Linked DNA regions of Mus musculus: region 2 is linked to region 1. Evidence: chromatin loops called from intact Hi-C (ENCODE). Cell type or tissue: heart. All regions are shown on one strand.

Region 1 (8,000 bases):
GGGAAGCCAAGGCAGGAAGCCGGAACTGAACCCGAGACCATGAAGGAACTGCCTACTTTTCACAGGGCAGCAGCCAATCATTAATCAAGAAAATGCCTCCACAGACTTGCCTGCAGACCAATCTTATGGAGGCGTTTTGTCAGTTGAGGTTGCCTCCTCTTGGATGATTCCAGTTTGTGTTAAGTTCACCCTCCCAGCCCCCCACCCTCCTACCCACAGGTTGGCTCCCGCCAAGACTCCAAGTCAGACACACAGACAGGGGAACAGTGCTGTAGTTCCCAGTCATTGTTTAGGAACAGCCAAGCTAGGAGTGAGAGCCCAGGGCAGAGCCCCTCCCCCAGAGAAGGAATTTAAGCTTGCCAAAGGGAGGGAGCTCCGAAGCAGTCACAAGAGGGTCTCATATCGGGACCACACTCCACTCTTGAATTGACTGAGGATCTCAAAAGACGCCTGACTCTCTGGAGGTAGCGCAGGCCTGGGAATAAGAAGCATTGAGAGTTCCCAGCCCGAATTTCTAGACTTTTCCCGTCGGTTCACCCACCGACCACAAGATGGTGCCCTCGTCATGGGAAATGGCTGAAGCCCACCAACCGAGCAACAGTTTCTGTTAGCGGATTTCAGGACATCCCCCAGCATCTCAGCCTGTGTCCTTGGAGGGAGTGCGGCTGAGGGCTGCGGTCCTTGCTCCCCGGAATGAAAACCTCCAGGGAGGCTGCATTTTCAGTTTCGCATTCCTCAAGGATGGATAATTTACAACAGTCATGGATGGAACCTTTCCGATTATGTTGTCAGCCCGTTACCCAGTTAAGCCTCTACCAATCTGCCGCAAGCTTGCTATTGCTCTCTTCAGAACACTCCTTTGAAAGAAAATTGAGAAGAGTCACGTAGTAAAAACCAGTACAAGGGTTTCCTGGTTCTTGAAGAATGCAGACCACCTAAGGCCACAGTCAGGGCTGAGGAAGACCTCCCAGAGCTGACAGACTCGCCGCTGCCTAGGTGGAATCCTGGGATTCCTCCGGAGATGCTGACTCAGCATGAGGACAGACTCAAGGCCGGACACACTCCAACGCTGAATTGGGAGATATTGGCCCCACTCACTTGGGTTTTTTTTTCCACGTGTGAATTTTACAGGCGGGGAAATGAAGTGTTTAGAAGTTAGTGTCAAAATGTGGGCACTTGATGCTCTCCTCGAGGACCCAGGTTCAGTTCCTGGCACCCACGTGACAGCTCGCGACCATCTGTATTTCCAGTTCTAGGGGATCTGATTCCCTCTTGTGGTCTTTGAAGATTCCAGGCATGAACAACAGGGTGCACATGCACACGCGGGCAACACACCCATGCATGTAATATATAATATAACATGGAATGAATGTATTTAAAATGCAGGTGCACTAGGAATGTCATATAAATTATTTTGGTGCTATATGTAGAAGGTGTATGTGAAACTTAATTGATTGTCTGTTTAAGTTGTAGTCTCATTCCAAAGATAGCTCATTACAAATATGCAATGCCCCAAGTCTGAGGAACACTCAGAGTCCAGCCCCCTCTGGTCCTGGGCATCTGAGTGCTTGCTGAAGGATCCCACCACCCATTTCCTTTTGGTCTGGCTGCCATGTTGTTTTCTGGTTTTCCCTTTTTCTTGCATGCTGACTTGTGAGACCGACCTTGGGAAGAGAACAGGATGCTGATGGATCATTTCCAGCATGTGTGAACGCCATCCTCCTGCCTCCTGATACGGAGGCAGAACCCTCACAGGGCCTTCCAGCCCTCCTCTCTGAACCCCACTCCCAACTGATACAGCCCCTTCCACCAATGCCTCCCCAAACAAGGCTTAGGGAGCTGGGGGTCTGGAGGGACAGAAGGGAATGGGAGATGTGCACCCTGCAGTAACGCAGGCAGAGCCTTGTGCTACAGCTCACCCTACAGACACGGTGTTTTTAAACGCTGTCTAAACTCTTCAGTAGCAGGGTGACACGCCACCTACACTGGGAGTTGCCTGACCTCAGGCATGAGGCTGATGTGGCTGTGCCATCTGCCATGAGCTGATCACTACGTTGGTTTGGCTGACATGGCTGGGTTGGTAGGTGCCCCCTGCTTTTTCCTCTTCAGTCCATGCGTCCTTCCTGAAGCTTCTCCCTGTTGAAGACAACCCTCTCCAACAGGGGCCTGCCTTACTGTAGTGTGCAGAGTGCGGAATGTTTCTTTGGAAATCTCCAAACAAGCTTTTAAGGTCCAAACCTGGACCTTGAACAAAAACTGGCGTGGGGGCACTGTGCCAGCAATACCATACACTCGGGGACAGTTCCTTTTTTGGTCAGTCCTCTGTCCATCTGTCTATCCATCTACACTGTCTTTTTTTATTACATTTTAAGAAATGTGGAAGGCAAAAGCTAAGCTTTAGAATTGGGGCGTGGCTGAGAGACAGATGCCTGGCATGTGAGGCCTTGGGTTGAGACCTCAGCACTGTGCACAGAGACCGACACAGAGGCACACACATACACACTGAGTCACTGAGACACACAGACACACACAAACCTACACAGAGACACACACATATACACTGAAACACTGACACACACACACACACAGACCTACACAGAGGCACACACATACATACTGACACACACATACATACACACACACAGACCTACACAGAGGCACACACATACACACTGACACACACACACATACTCACACACAGACCTACACAGAGGCACACACATACACACAGAGACACTGAGACACACACACAGAGACCTACACAGAGGCACACATACACACACATACACACACACAGACCTACACAGAGGCACATACATACACACAGAGACACTGAGACACACACACAGACCTACATAGAAGCACACACATACACACCAAGACACTGAGACACACAGACACACATACACACAGAGACCTACATAGAGGCACACATAGAAACACTGAGGCACACAGACACACACACAGATACAGAGACCTACAGAGACACACACAGAGACACCACACACAGACACACACACACAGATATACTGAGAGACACACAAACAGACACACACATACACACACACAAATAGAGATACAGAGACATACAAAGACACCGATATACACAGAGACACCACACACAGATACACACACACACACACACACACACACACACACACACACACGATTTAAAAACAAAGTTAAGCTGTTTCTACTTAGCTCAGAACAGCAGCTGTGCTGTTAGTGCGTGGATACTCACAAGTCATGATCAAATGGTTCTGTTTCTACACGGTAAAATGAAATGAATTCATAGATGTGAGATGTGAACCTCTGAAGTGACCTCCAGTGACTTCAGTCTCCTAGGCCTTAGTTTCCTGATCTGTAATTCTCTTTGTAGGTCTACTTTGTAAACCAATATAACTGAACTATCTAGTATTAACTTGGGACATAGTGAGCTATGTTCTTCAAGGAGTTTTTTTTTTAAGTGTGTGTGTGTGTGTGTGTGTGTGTGTGTGTGTGTACATGTGTGCAGGTGCCCTTGGAAGCTAGAAGAGATCAGAGTTGCGTATTGTGGTTGCTGAGAACAAAACTCAGGTCCTCTGCAAGAGCAGTACACACTCCAAACCACTGAGCATCTCTCCAGGCCTTCTCTCTTCATTTATTCTCTATGGAATTCAGTGTCTCACTTCAGGAAAAGTATCTTCCAGGTAGTGATATAGTTCAGTGGTGCAGCACTTGCCTAGCATAGGGGAAGACCCCGAGTTTGGTAGCCAGCATCACAAAAATCCATCTGCCCACCCACCTACCCATCCATCCATCCATCCATCCATCCATCCATCTCCTATACATCCATCATCCAGCTGCCATTTGTCCACCCATTCACCTGCCCATCCATCCACCCTTCTATCCATCCATCTGCCACCCACCCATCCATCTATCCACCCACCGACCCATCCATCCATTGCCACCCATCCATCCACCCTTCCATTTACCCATCCATCCATCATCCATCTGCCAACCATCCACCCATCCAACCATCCATCCATCCATCCATCCATCCATCTGTATGATCATACATACAGTCATACCACATTTAACGTTCAGAAGCCCTAATTCAGACTTTTCCAATGCTTGGCTTCTCTGGTTATCTCTCTGCTTGACATAAAAGAGTTAATATCTAAAATAGAATGTGGACAGATCATTAAATGACAAATAGCCTCATGGAATGTATTTATATTGATACGAGGCACATGACTGACTACTCTCCCAAACAGTTGATTTTCACATGGGGGGGGGGGTCATAGTTTTTCTTTTCTGAAAAGGAATTAAGGTTTTTAAACTGTGTGTGTGTGTGTGTGTGTGTGTGTGTGTGTGTGTGTGTGTGTGTGTGTGTGTGTGTGGTAAGTACAGGCATGGGTGTGGCAGTCAGGACAAACTGGTTCTCTCCGTCAGCTCTGGCTCCTGGGGATTGAACCACACACTGTCATGGCTGTGCCGCAAGCTTCTTTTGTCTGCTGAACCATCTCACTGGCCCAGAACTTAAGATTCTCTTCTTTAAAAAACAAGAGTTATTTTTAATGTATGTGTATGTATGTTTGTCTGTGCGGGTAGGTGAGCATGTGCATGTGGGTGCCCCTGGAGTTAAGTTGCAGATTGTTTCGGACCACCCAAAATGGGTGCTAGGAATTGAACTCTGGTCCTATGGGAGATCAGCGAGCATTCTTAACTACCAACACATCTCTCCAGCCCTTTAAAATAACTGCAACCCAATTCCCTTTGGTGATAAAATTCAGCAAAGATGGATTTTACATAAATGAATCAGACAAGCTCAATGAAGGAGAAACCAACTTTTATTTATAGAAGATTTATCAAGTGTCCTTCCAGTTTCCTACAAGGCCCAACTCTGTGACTCAGGATCAAGGACAGGGAGTGGACTCTGTAGTGCAAGCAGAAGCTAGTGAACAGAGTGGAAACCTTGGGTGATGGGGGGAGGGAGGGATGGTCCATGCTCCTGTGGGTGTGGCTCTGGCTCTGCCTCCTCCAGCACTCGACCAATCAGGATCCTGGAACCTGCCCCATTTTGGCTGTCTGTCAGAGGGGAGACCTGCCAATCAGCTGGAATTTTCTACTTGCTCCTTACCTGATGGCTTTATAACCTATGTCCTCATGGGCTCAGGCACTGCCTGCTAACCTGGATCTGCTGGTTAGACACGTGTTCTTTCTAGAGCTGAGGAAACCTTGAGGCCCAAAGGTTATTGCCATTCCTAACCAACTAACTGACAGGAATACAGAGGCCAACGTAAAGTGCTTTTCCCTTCAGTTATGTTCAGAAGGCTTTCTTTGTTTTAACCTGAACAGTAGGATGCCACTTGTTTCTTACAGCGAATGTATTTCTACAGTGTGACTACTGTGCAGCCGAAGCTGGGAGGTGCACAGACATCCTGCATACTCTGCCTGTGCGTTCATGATTCAGACAGCGCACACATGTCAGGGTTTGCAGTAATCTTCAAGAGTGATGATTCCACTTTATAAATAAACTCGGATCTACAAAGGAGACAGAATTCTTCAGTGTGTCCATCCACTGCCACAGACGCAGCAGTCCAGAGGGCAAAGTGCATTGATGATGACGAAATGATCCCCGTCACGTCTCGGTGACGCAGTGACGTCTCGCAGTGACATCTCACTGTCTCGCAGCCCTAACCAGTCACCTTTTCCTTTTAATCTTGTCAAAGTGGCAGTTACTTCCTGCTTCTGTCCCCTTCAATCCAGTACTGCTCCGTCTGCATCTCTGTGAGCCGGGAAATGGTGCGCTGAAAGGCGAAGATTTCCTCCTCCCCCGTAAACATGGAGAGCCCGGCTGAGTCCTGTGAGCAGAACAGACCCAGAAGCCAGCCACTGTGAGAACCGTTACTCGGAAGGAAGTCTTGCAGAAACAAACCCCGGTTTAAAGAAACCTTCACCCTAATCGACTTAGATAATATATTTTTCCATAGGTAATCTCTCAAATGGGACTAAAGTATCAACTGACGTAAACCAATAGATAATCAACAGAACCAGGAAGAAGAAGAAGAAGAAAAGAATATTAGCTCAAAGCCAAGAACAGAAAGGTTTTGCTCAGAATGGAAGTTTGCTGCAAATTCTAAAGGAACATGCTAGAAAGAAATCTCTCTCCAAAAGCAGCCAAGAGCAAAAATAATTTTGCCAGGCACGGTGATTTGCCCTCTAATCCCAGAACTCCGTAGGCTAAGACAGGAAGATTGTAAATTCAAAACAACACTGTCTTACCCTCCCACCCCACCCCCACCCGAGAGAGAGAGAGAGAGAGAGAGAGAGAGAGAGAGAGAGAGAGAGAGAGAGAGAGGAGAGAGAGGGGGGAGAGAGAGAGAGAGAGAGAGGGAGAGAGAGATCAGCAATTCTAATAATTTAGGAAGCTCTTCAAGGAGCCCTTTCTAGACTGAGAGGCTGGGAGGTTCTGTGGCTCCTGGCCCTGGAGAACCTGCCTGATCCGACTTTGTAAAGAGTAGAGCAGCTTTGGTCCTCGCTGCAGGTATTTGGTATCTGCTGAGGCGGTTGGCTGGGAGCCTTCCGCTGTGACTCCAGGCAGCACCCTTAGGACTGGGAATGTCAACATGGCGTGTGGTCATGAGGATGGCTTTGGATTTTCCTTTCTCTCCTTGGGGGTTTGCTCTTAAGTTCTTCCAGAGAAAATGTCTATCTATGCTCCTGAACCCATCTTCCCCACAGGGTCCCCGTGACTCTAGGACTCTGAGTCACGTTCCCCGACTTCTCCACGATGGCCTGAGCTCACATGGGCCTGTGTCTGAACCCCGACTCTTGCAAACATGTTAAGAGCCTCTGTGAGAAACTAACTTGACTGACTAGCCCCTTGGGTACATGCCTGGAAATCAACAAGGACAAGGACTGTATAATAGGCATTACACCTTGAGAGGCAACATAGCTATAGCTCTCACATGGGTTTTTGTTTTGTTTTGTTTTGGAAGAGATTTATATATTTATTTTATGCATATGAGTACACCACCATTGCTCTCTTCAGACACACCAGAAGAGGGCATTGGATCCCATTACAGGTGGTTGTGAGCCACCATGTGGTTGCTGGGAATTGAACTCAGGACCTCTGGAAGAGCAATTGGTGCTCTTAACTGCTGAGCCATCTCTCTAGCCCTCACACGGGGGTTTTAAACAGTTAATCCTATACCACTATAGTCTGGATGTTTGTATCTTCCAAAATGTCCATGTTGAAACCTTAGCCCTTGTTGGAGAGATGGCTCAGCGGTTAAGAGCAATGACTGCTCTTTCAAAGGTCCAGAGTTCAAATCCCAGCAACCACATAGTGGCTCACAATAATCTGTAATGACATCTGATGCCCTCTTTGGGTGTGCCTGAAAACAGCTACAGTGAGTGGTGTGTGTGTGTGTGTGTGTGTTTGTGTGTGTGTGTGTGTGTGTGTGTATATATATATATATATATATATATACACACACACACAATTTTTTTTTTAAAAGAAAGAAACCTTAGCCCTTCACCCTCAAAGGAGTGACATTATGTGACAGAGCCTTGGGGCTCTGTTGATTAATTCTTGAGAGTGGGGTCCTCAAGAATAGCAATGGTGTCTTCCCAAGGAAGACCCAGGATGACCCTTCCTTCTGCCACATGAGGCATATGACAAAATAACTTGACCTCCGAGTCAGAACTGTGAGAAACAGCTTCCATGGTGGATATGCCATATATGTTACGCTATTTTGCTACAGTGGTCTGAAGAGTAGGTCACATAAAACAATCATGTTTTCAAATTTTACCCAAAGATGAAAAACGTCTATTCGGGTCGAAAAGAATTTACTGTTGGGCCTGGAAGAATGCTGTCCCCATTCTTGGCAGTTAAGTTTAAGATTTAATTATTTATTTTACATGTATGGGTGTCTTGCCTGCGCATGTGTCTATGCACCATGTTGCACAGAAGCCCAAAAAGTGCATCAGATACCCTAGAACTTGTTAGCTGC
Region 2 (8,000 bases), 220 kb after region 1:
TCAAACCCGGGTCCTCTGGAAGAGTAGCCAGTGCTTCTAAATGCTAAGCCTCAAGAAAACTTGATTCTTGAGACATATATATAGTACAGGCAGGTCTCACACTTCTGTAGCTGAGGGTGACAGTTCTGAGCCTTATATCTAATGCTGGCCTTGCTAGCTGCTCCTGAAATTAATTAGGAAAAACATTGACAGACACCTGCAGTCAAGCTCAGTATTCTAAGTGTAATGGGAAAATAATAATCTGATTGTTTGTTCTTACAGTGCTAGAGAGCCTCTACTGGGCAAAGGCTCTCCCGTCATTAGTCCGTCACACCCTAAGCCCAGAGTTTCCTGCTAGACCTTGTCAGAACTCCAGTGTAGCACTTGTACAAGAAGAGAAATTATATCCAGCTGAGTAAACTTTAAAGATCCCTTTTCAAATAGAAAAACTACAAGCTAATATAGAAGGGAAGAGACTTTCCTCTCATTCCTCACTCAATTAGAGAGAATCAGATATAATCATGATTGTGTCAAAAGTTCAAAAGGGAAAATGGGAGGTAAAATGAGCCGAGCTGGCTCTCTGCCCTCAACATTGTACCTGTAAGCTTGATATGTTGTTTGAGAGATTAACTTTACAGACTTCCGTACCCAGAAGTATGAAAATTCTTGGGGACCTCTTTTCACAGGCTTGATCTTAACATACTGAATAAAGAGAGCAGTTAATCCCTTTTGTAAAGTAATTTGAGAGGAGGGAATTCAGAATGTAAAATCTCACCTGCAGAAACACTCAGCTCTGTAAAGACCTTTCTATCTTTAGACACTTACAAAGACTTAATATTTTAATGCGGAAGGGTGAGCCTGGCTAAAAAGCCAGTGGGTGAAATTAGAGAGACATAATCCAGCGCTTTCTTTCTGGGAATCATCATCCCGCTCTCCAGGGGACCTGGTGCTTTCCCTTCTGAGGAGTGAGAATGCCCCTCTGTATAGCAAGCCAGCGCCTCTTAAAGGCAAGTTTGACTTTTAGTATAATAAGAGTCTTGTTAGGTGCAATTTTGCTCCTAGTCATTAATACAATGAACAAATGTTGTGGTTACCTGGGAAAGAAAGCTCAAGTGCTTTCAAACCTCTCGTGAGGTCGGGTTTCATGCTTGAAACCTATACGCTGTTATGCCCAGTAGCATCTGCAGAAGGCTCCAAGCTTTAAGCTGTACAACATAGAAGGGAATACACTTTGGAAAAAATTGACACCACTACAAACTGAACTCAAGGTCCTGATGAATAGAAGGCATTCTTCTGTTTACTGACGGCATTAAACTTAGCTAGTGAGCAGAGTGCTCGAAGCAATGGACGCCACAGCAAGGTCGGTGCCTTGGTCTACACAGCAGGAAGTGCTCACCTCCAGGTGCCTCAGGGTTTTTTTGATTCTCAGCTATAAAACAGTTTTCAGTTTCCAAGTGCAATACTGAATTAAGAATAAAATTGACCCAAGAGAGTCGGTAGAATTAAGTAGAACTTTAATAGAGCTTGGCATTTGCTGCATGAAGTAATTTCTGAGCTCTACGGTAAACTTTGTAACAGGGACTTTGCACTTGATATCCCACTTTGCCTCCAGAGTACAAGGATTATAATTCTTACATGCATATTAAAATATTTTTTTGGCTAATGATAAAAATGGACTTGTGGTTTTGTTTTTTTCTCAGCTAGGGATTGAATCCAGGACCTCGGCTTTCCAGTTAAGCACTTTACTACTAAGCTGCACCTCGCCCCCCAGCCAATTCTTATTTGAATGTTCCTTAACATTTGTTTATTTGTATGTGAACACGTGCACATGCCACAGTACCCATGTGGAAGTCAGGACAGCTTGCAGTAGTTAGCTCCCCGCCTTGGATCGCATGAGTTTCTGGCATTGGATTTTTGCTTGATAGAAAGTGCACCTTTACCTGCCCTGGCCATCGGGACCCTCTTGTTACTGGATCAGGAATGCTGGGGGTGCACATCTTTAATCTCAGTGCTATTAGGAGGCAGAGATGGAAGATACCTGTGAGTTCAGAGTCAACCTGGTCTGCATAGTGAGTTCCAGGATAGCCAGGGCTATATAGAGAGGCCTTGTTTCAGCCTCCCTCCATGCCCACCCACTCCCCCAAAGTTGGCAGAAATAGCAACAAGTAGTCTTTAGTCCAAAAATTGTGTTGCATTATGACTAACCTCCGAATACTCAGCATCATGGTCTCAGTTCTTAAAATGCCCTCCCCTGTAAAGCTCTGCATCGTTTAAAGACTATGGGCATGTGCCCATGAGTACAGTAGCCAGAGACCAGAGAAGGTACTGGATCTCTCGGAACCCGTTACAAGTGGTTGTGAGCCACCAGCATGGGTGTGGAGGGCTGCACTTGATCCTGCAGAAGGATTCTTGCTCTCTCCAGCCCCTTAGTTACCCTTTATGTTAGGGTCTGTTTTGTTTTATATGACTCCTAATTTTCTCCTAGTGATAAATAAATTCTAACACTCCCTGACCTTTTGGGTACCCTAAGGTTGTAAATTAAGGGTACCATTTAGGGTCTAGGGAGATGCTCAGCAAATGACAGTGCTTGCCATGCATGTTCAGCCTCTTAGAACCCCTGCTGGAAAGCTGGATGACATGGTGGCAGGCTTCTGTAACCCCAGCTTTCCGACAGCAGGATGACTCGCTCAGAGCTGGCAGGCCAGACACACGAGAATACACAGATTAGCAGCTAAAACAAGACACCCTACTTCAAAACATGGTAGAAGGAAAGAACTAACCCACAAGGTTGTGCTCAGACCTCCACGTGCACACCCAGACACCCTCTCACCCACATTCAAGAGAAGTGAATTTCAAAGGAGAAAACAAAACAGTTACATTTTTGAACTGGAGATGAGACTCAGGTTGGTGTGAGGAGCCGCTGCTCCGGCCCAGCATTGCCAAAAGAAGAGTTAACTGGCCAGGACAGGATGATAGCAAGTTCAAGGCCTGCCTAGTCTACATAGTGAGGGGTAGTCAAGGCTTAGCCTGGGCATTGTGCTTAATAATGTTACAGTGTTTGTATGGTAACCATGTTTGTCACCTTATCAGTGTGCCAGACATTTCCCTCCCTTTCTGAATGTCTTAATGTTCTTCAACTTAGGAGTGACTGTTTTGCTTTCAGACAAATCTTCCTATCTTCAAGCTGAAGGAATCTACTGTTAGAAGAAGATACAGTGACTTTGAGTGGCTTCGAAGTGAACTAGAAAGAGAGAGCAAGGTAAGACTTATTTACAGTGGAGCTATGCTTTTCTGACTTACCATGTAACTTTAAAGCAAAATGTGCCAGTTCTAACTTAAGAGCTCCAGAATGTGGGTGAAAGCCGGTGCAGGACTTATGTGAAGGGTCCATCTCAGGCTGTACCTGAGTAGAGGACAGTCGTCCTCACTGTTCAGAGCTCTTTTTTCTGCTCAGTAGTGCAACTGGGCCTTTGCAGCTTGACGTTGTAATAGCCCTTCTCAGTCCTTCCTCATCCTCAAGGGCAGTATAATTTTCCAATTTTGTTTAACTCATAGTCTGCATATTTTATTATCTCACACGTATGTAGAAGTTTCATAAAAATGATGATCTTATTGTCTGGTAGATGGATATTCTTGAGATGAGCTTGTGTGGGCATAGGAGACACACCTGAGAAGTCTTATATATGATATTGTTTTGGGGCTGTGCACACAGACTTAGCAGAGTGTGAGGAGTTTAAAAGCTAAACCCAGGTTTTTATAGGAGCATAGTTTATAACACAGATATCATGAGTAGAGACCAGGGGTGCATCTCAGTGGCAAAGTGCATGTTTAGCATGTACCAAACCACATAGAAATCAGTGGACAGGTGAATTCAGTTAAAGACTTTGGAAAATCTGGAGAGTATTAAGGACTACAATATACGGCTGCTGGTAATTGTAGATAGAAGATCTAACTGTCTAAAACAAGTAGGAAATAAAAAACATAAAGCCAGGCATGGTGGCCCACGCCTTCAATCCTAGGAGACAGAGGCAGGAGGATCTCTGAGTTCAGGCTAGTCAGTTTCAGGACAGCTAGGGCTACAAAGAGAAACCCTATCTCAAAAATCAAATGTATGTACATTCATATGTATGTATATGATAAAAAATAAGGCAAATTGAACAATTTAGGAAAATAAAAATTTTAATGACCATGAAGAAGTATTTTGGTAGGCTGCATTTTTTCCCCCAAACATTGCTTATATGCACACTGGAATGTTTTTAAATGATTTATTTATTTTTATTTTAAGTCCATGGGTGTTTTGCCTACAAGTATGTATGCATGAGGGTGCTGGATCCTCTTAGAACTGGAGTTACACACAGTTGTGAGCTGCATGTGTGTGCTAGGAGTTAAAACGGGGTCCTGGAAGAGCATCCAGTGTTCCTGACCACCGAGTCATCTCTCCAGCTCCTGGAATGTTTAATAAATGTTGCTGATTATATACTTTCCCCCCCCCCAGCAACTGCTTTATCAAGAGATAAATTGTGTGCTTTACAGTTAGTGATATAATTCACCTAAGATGTTCAGAATTACACAGCCCATAACCACAGTGTAGGAACTCATTATCATCAATTATCCTTTTAAAAGAAGCTTGCTCAGCCCGCTGGAACCTACCTACCTGTGAGTAGTCCCAGCACTCGGGCAACAGAGGCAGGGTTGCTGAAAGTTCATGACCTTGTAGGTTTACAGTCCCAGGCCAGCTAGAGCAGCATGACAAGACCATCTCTAGAGAAAAGAAGGGAGAAAGAGGAAGGGAGAGAAAGAGTAAAAAGGACTCCTGTGTCTGTCTCTAGGTAGTGATGGCCAGTCTCTTCTCAGCTTCTCCTCTCCATCCTTGTCAACCGTGTATGCACTTTATGGCCTTATGGCAGCACAGAATACCTAGTGTTGTATGCTGCTTCTCTCAGTTTGCATGTTCTCGAGGTTTTATCCTATTGTAGCACATGTCACACTTGTTAAAAGATTTCATTTTGTGTGCTTATTATTTTGCCTCATATGAAGGCTTATCAGGTACTTGAGGAGACCAGAGTAGGGCATCAGATCCGCTGGACTGGAGTTACAGATGGTTGTGAGCTGCTGTGTATATGGTGGGAACAGAACCTGGGTTCTCTGTAAAAACTGCAAGGGCTTTTAACTGTCGAGCCATCTCCCTGGCCCATTATTGATTTTTATTGCAAAATAATAGCCTGTTGTATAGAAAGACCATTTTTTTATTTGCCCAATAGTTTTCCTTTTTTAAAAGATTTATTTATCATTTTATGTGTGTGGGTGTTTGCCTGTATATCTGTCTGTCTGTCTGTCTGTGCTCTGTGTGTGCAGAGAGACCAGAAGGTGTCAGCTGTCCTGAAACTGGCATTACAGACAGTGTGAGCTGCCATGTGTGTTCTGGAAATGGAACCTGGGTTCTCTTGAAGAGCAGTCAGTGCTCTTAGCCAGCAAGCTATCTTTCCAGCTCTTATTATCTTTCTTCATTTGCCATCTTAGGAATGAAACCCAGGGACTCACGCGTTAGAAGAATGCCCATCCACAAAGATAGGTACCGATCTCTAGCGATTCATCATTCGATAGATGCTTAGGTTGCTACTGTTCTTGACTAACCACCTACGATTATGTTGCTGAATTACATAACTTAAGATTTTGTTATTACATTTGGGTATGTGCATGTGTGCCTGCAGTCATGAGTGTCACAGCCAGGACAGCTCTCAGGAGTGAGTTCTCTTTTTACACTGGAGGTAATCAAATGAGGCTTGGCAGACGTGCCTTTACCCCCTGATCCATCTTGCCAGCCCATAACTACGCCTGCTCTCTTTTGAAAGTTGAAAGCTGCCCAGACTAGCATCCAACTCACCTTGTAGCCCAGCCAGGTTTGTCTTTCAGCTCCCGTGCCATTGTACCGTATGTGCAGCATTTCATTCTCCTTCCTGCCCTCAGTGTGAGCAACCCACGGCTCTCCGGTGCTGCTTATCACTCTTAGCCGTGTTGGTCGCGTAGGGAGTGAGTGGATCACTGGGCTTTTGGTGTCCATTTGGTGGCCAGTGTTGCTGCTGACCTTTTTTTCATTTACTCCTTGAGTCTGTGCTCTTTGGAGAAAAGTGGACTGAGATATTTTGTCTGTTTAGTTGGGCTGCCTTTTTATTATGTTGTACTGTCTAAAGTGTAAAACAGTAACTCCAGGTTCCTTACCATCTATCTATCTGCTCTGCAGTCTTTGTGGGCCATTCTACTTTGTACTCATGGACTATGCAAGCATCTTGGGAGTCCAGCCTGTTTGGAAATCTTACTCACATCATTTCGAAGAGCAACATACGTGGGTCCTTCTGTTATTTGTTTTTCTCGAAGGCCTATGCTAGAAACTGACATTCAATATCTGTCATCATGGTTTGATTCTTTAGCTTTCAACAGTATATTTAGCAGACATCTTCCTTTTAACCCACATACAGAAACAAATACAAGAAGTGTTAGTGTTCTAGACAGGGTCTCACACAGTCTAGACTGCCCTCAAACTCCGTGTAACCAAAGATAACCTTGAGGTCTTTTCCTCCTGCTTCTACATGTTGAAATTACGAGTGTGCCCTACTACTCCTGGCTGCAGATTGATAAAAAGAATTCTGATTAACTTTGAATATATGCAGCAGTCAGTAGAGTGCTTGCCTCTGATGCACAGAGCCCTGAGTTCAGATCCCTGCACTACACAAACCCAGCGTGATGGCACCTGCAGGTAGTCCCAGTAGGGGGGCCAGAAGCATAAGGTCATCCTTAGCCACGGAATGATTGAGGCCATCTGAGCTGAAGTAAAGGCATTCTAATTAAATCTTTTCGTTCTACTTAAAGATTGTTGGCTATGACGCTGCTGAGATAGATGCTCAGCAGATAAAGGCACTTGCCTGATGACCTGAGCTCACACAAGGGAAGCAAAGATCTGACTCCTGTGAGTCATCCACACGCGCACCTTTAGGAGTGTGCACATACATGTGCTACACACTTAAGCACACACATGCACAAATAAGTCAGCAAATGTAGCAACGTTTTCTTAATTTATTTGATGCTTAAGAGGATCTTTGCTAGATAAGCCATTCATGACTTCTATAGGTATCTGGCCTGCTAATTATAAGGTCCATTCTACTTACTATTTTGAACATTGTTAGGAAGAATATATATCTACAGGAAACAAAAATGTCTACGTGGTGACCAAAGCTTATAATCCCAGGTGGAAGCAGGGTTGGGGGAGTGGTCATAAACTCAAGGATAGCCTGGGCTACATGAAACCTTGAAAATACAGCACAGCATCTTACGCATCTTTCTCTTGAATTAAAGGTGATTCTTTAGTACACTGCTCTATTGTTTTTGGTTGGGGTGGGCTATTTTGTTGTGATCTTACATTTTATTTGTATGCCAGGGAAGGCCCAAGTCTGAGAAATGGAGCTGCAGAGTTGTGAGCTGCCATTTGCCTTCTGGGAGTTAAACCTGGGTCCTCTGTAGGAGCAGCCAGTGCTCCGTGCTTTTACCTGCTGAGCATATCTCCACCTTTTTTGATTTTTCTGAGACAGGGTTTCTCTGTGTAGTCTTGACTGTCCTGAAACTCACTATGTAGACCAGGCTGGCCTCAAACGACAGAGACCTGGACTGACTCTGTCTCCCTAGTGCTGGGGTTAAAGGTGTGTGTCACCCCCACCCCCCCCACACACACACACCTCCCAGCCTTTTTTTTTCCTTAATAGACCATTTTGTATGTGTATCTTCCCTCCATGTAGGCGCTGTTAGAACTGTGGGACAGGGTCCTTTCTCTGTGCAGGTTTTAACACTTAATTTGACACATTGACAATGTGGGAAAGAGATGTGTTGGTTCTAACAGAGACTTCTGGAAGTAAGTCCTTTAAATCATCGAAGAGCAGATCTAGGAAGGAAGGGATTGCAGAGTGTGTCTTGAGCATCTGCTCGGTTTCCTGTTCATTTCCTTGCTGCTGTTTTCTGTTGCCCCCCTCTTG

What was found. Hi-C counts contacts between places; a loop is a spot of excess contacts. Peaks named below come from ENCODE experiments on the same cell type or tissue, not always from the same donor. Only the 100,000 strongest peaks of a DNase experiment are listed, where the experiment ranks them.
Region 2: it touches region 1 in a loop (2.2-fold over the local background); 3 of 42 quality-filtered maps call a loop at or near these places.

The regions. Positions count from the first base shown.
Region 1 is chr10:42,307,771-42,315,770 of GRCm38, forward strand. Afg1l (AFG1 like ATPase) reads right to left here. Exons shown (of 13, transcript NM_145743.2): 13 at 4,815-5,846. The coding sequence ends at 5,721. Among named protein-coding and RNA genes, the nearest start is that of Foxo3, 35 kb to the left of the region's middle. In heart, a CTCF peak has its summit at 554 (motif pointing right); a DNase peak (open chromatin) is centred at 571; H3K4me3 peaks cover 998 bases; H3K27me3 peaks cover 50 bases.
Region 2 is chr10:42,522,812-42,530,811 of GRCm38, forward strand. It overlaps Snx3 (sorting nexin 3), which reads left to right. Exons shown (of 4, transcript NM_017472.4): 2 at 3,143-3,238. Among named protein-coding and RNA genes, the nearest start is that of Snx3, 25 kb to the left of the region's middle. In heart, a CTCF peak has its summit at 284; no DNase peak of the experiment used is centred here; H3K27ac peaks cover 488 bases.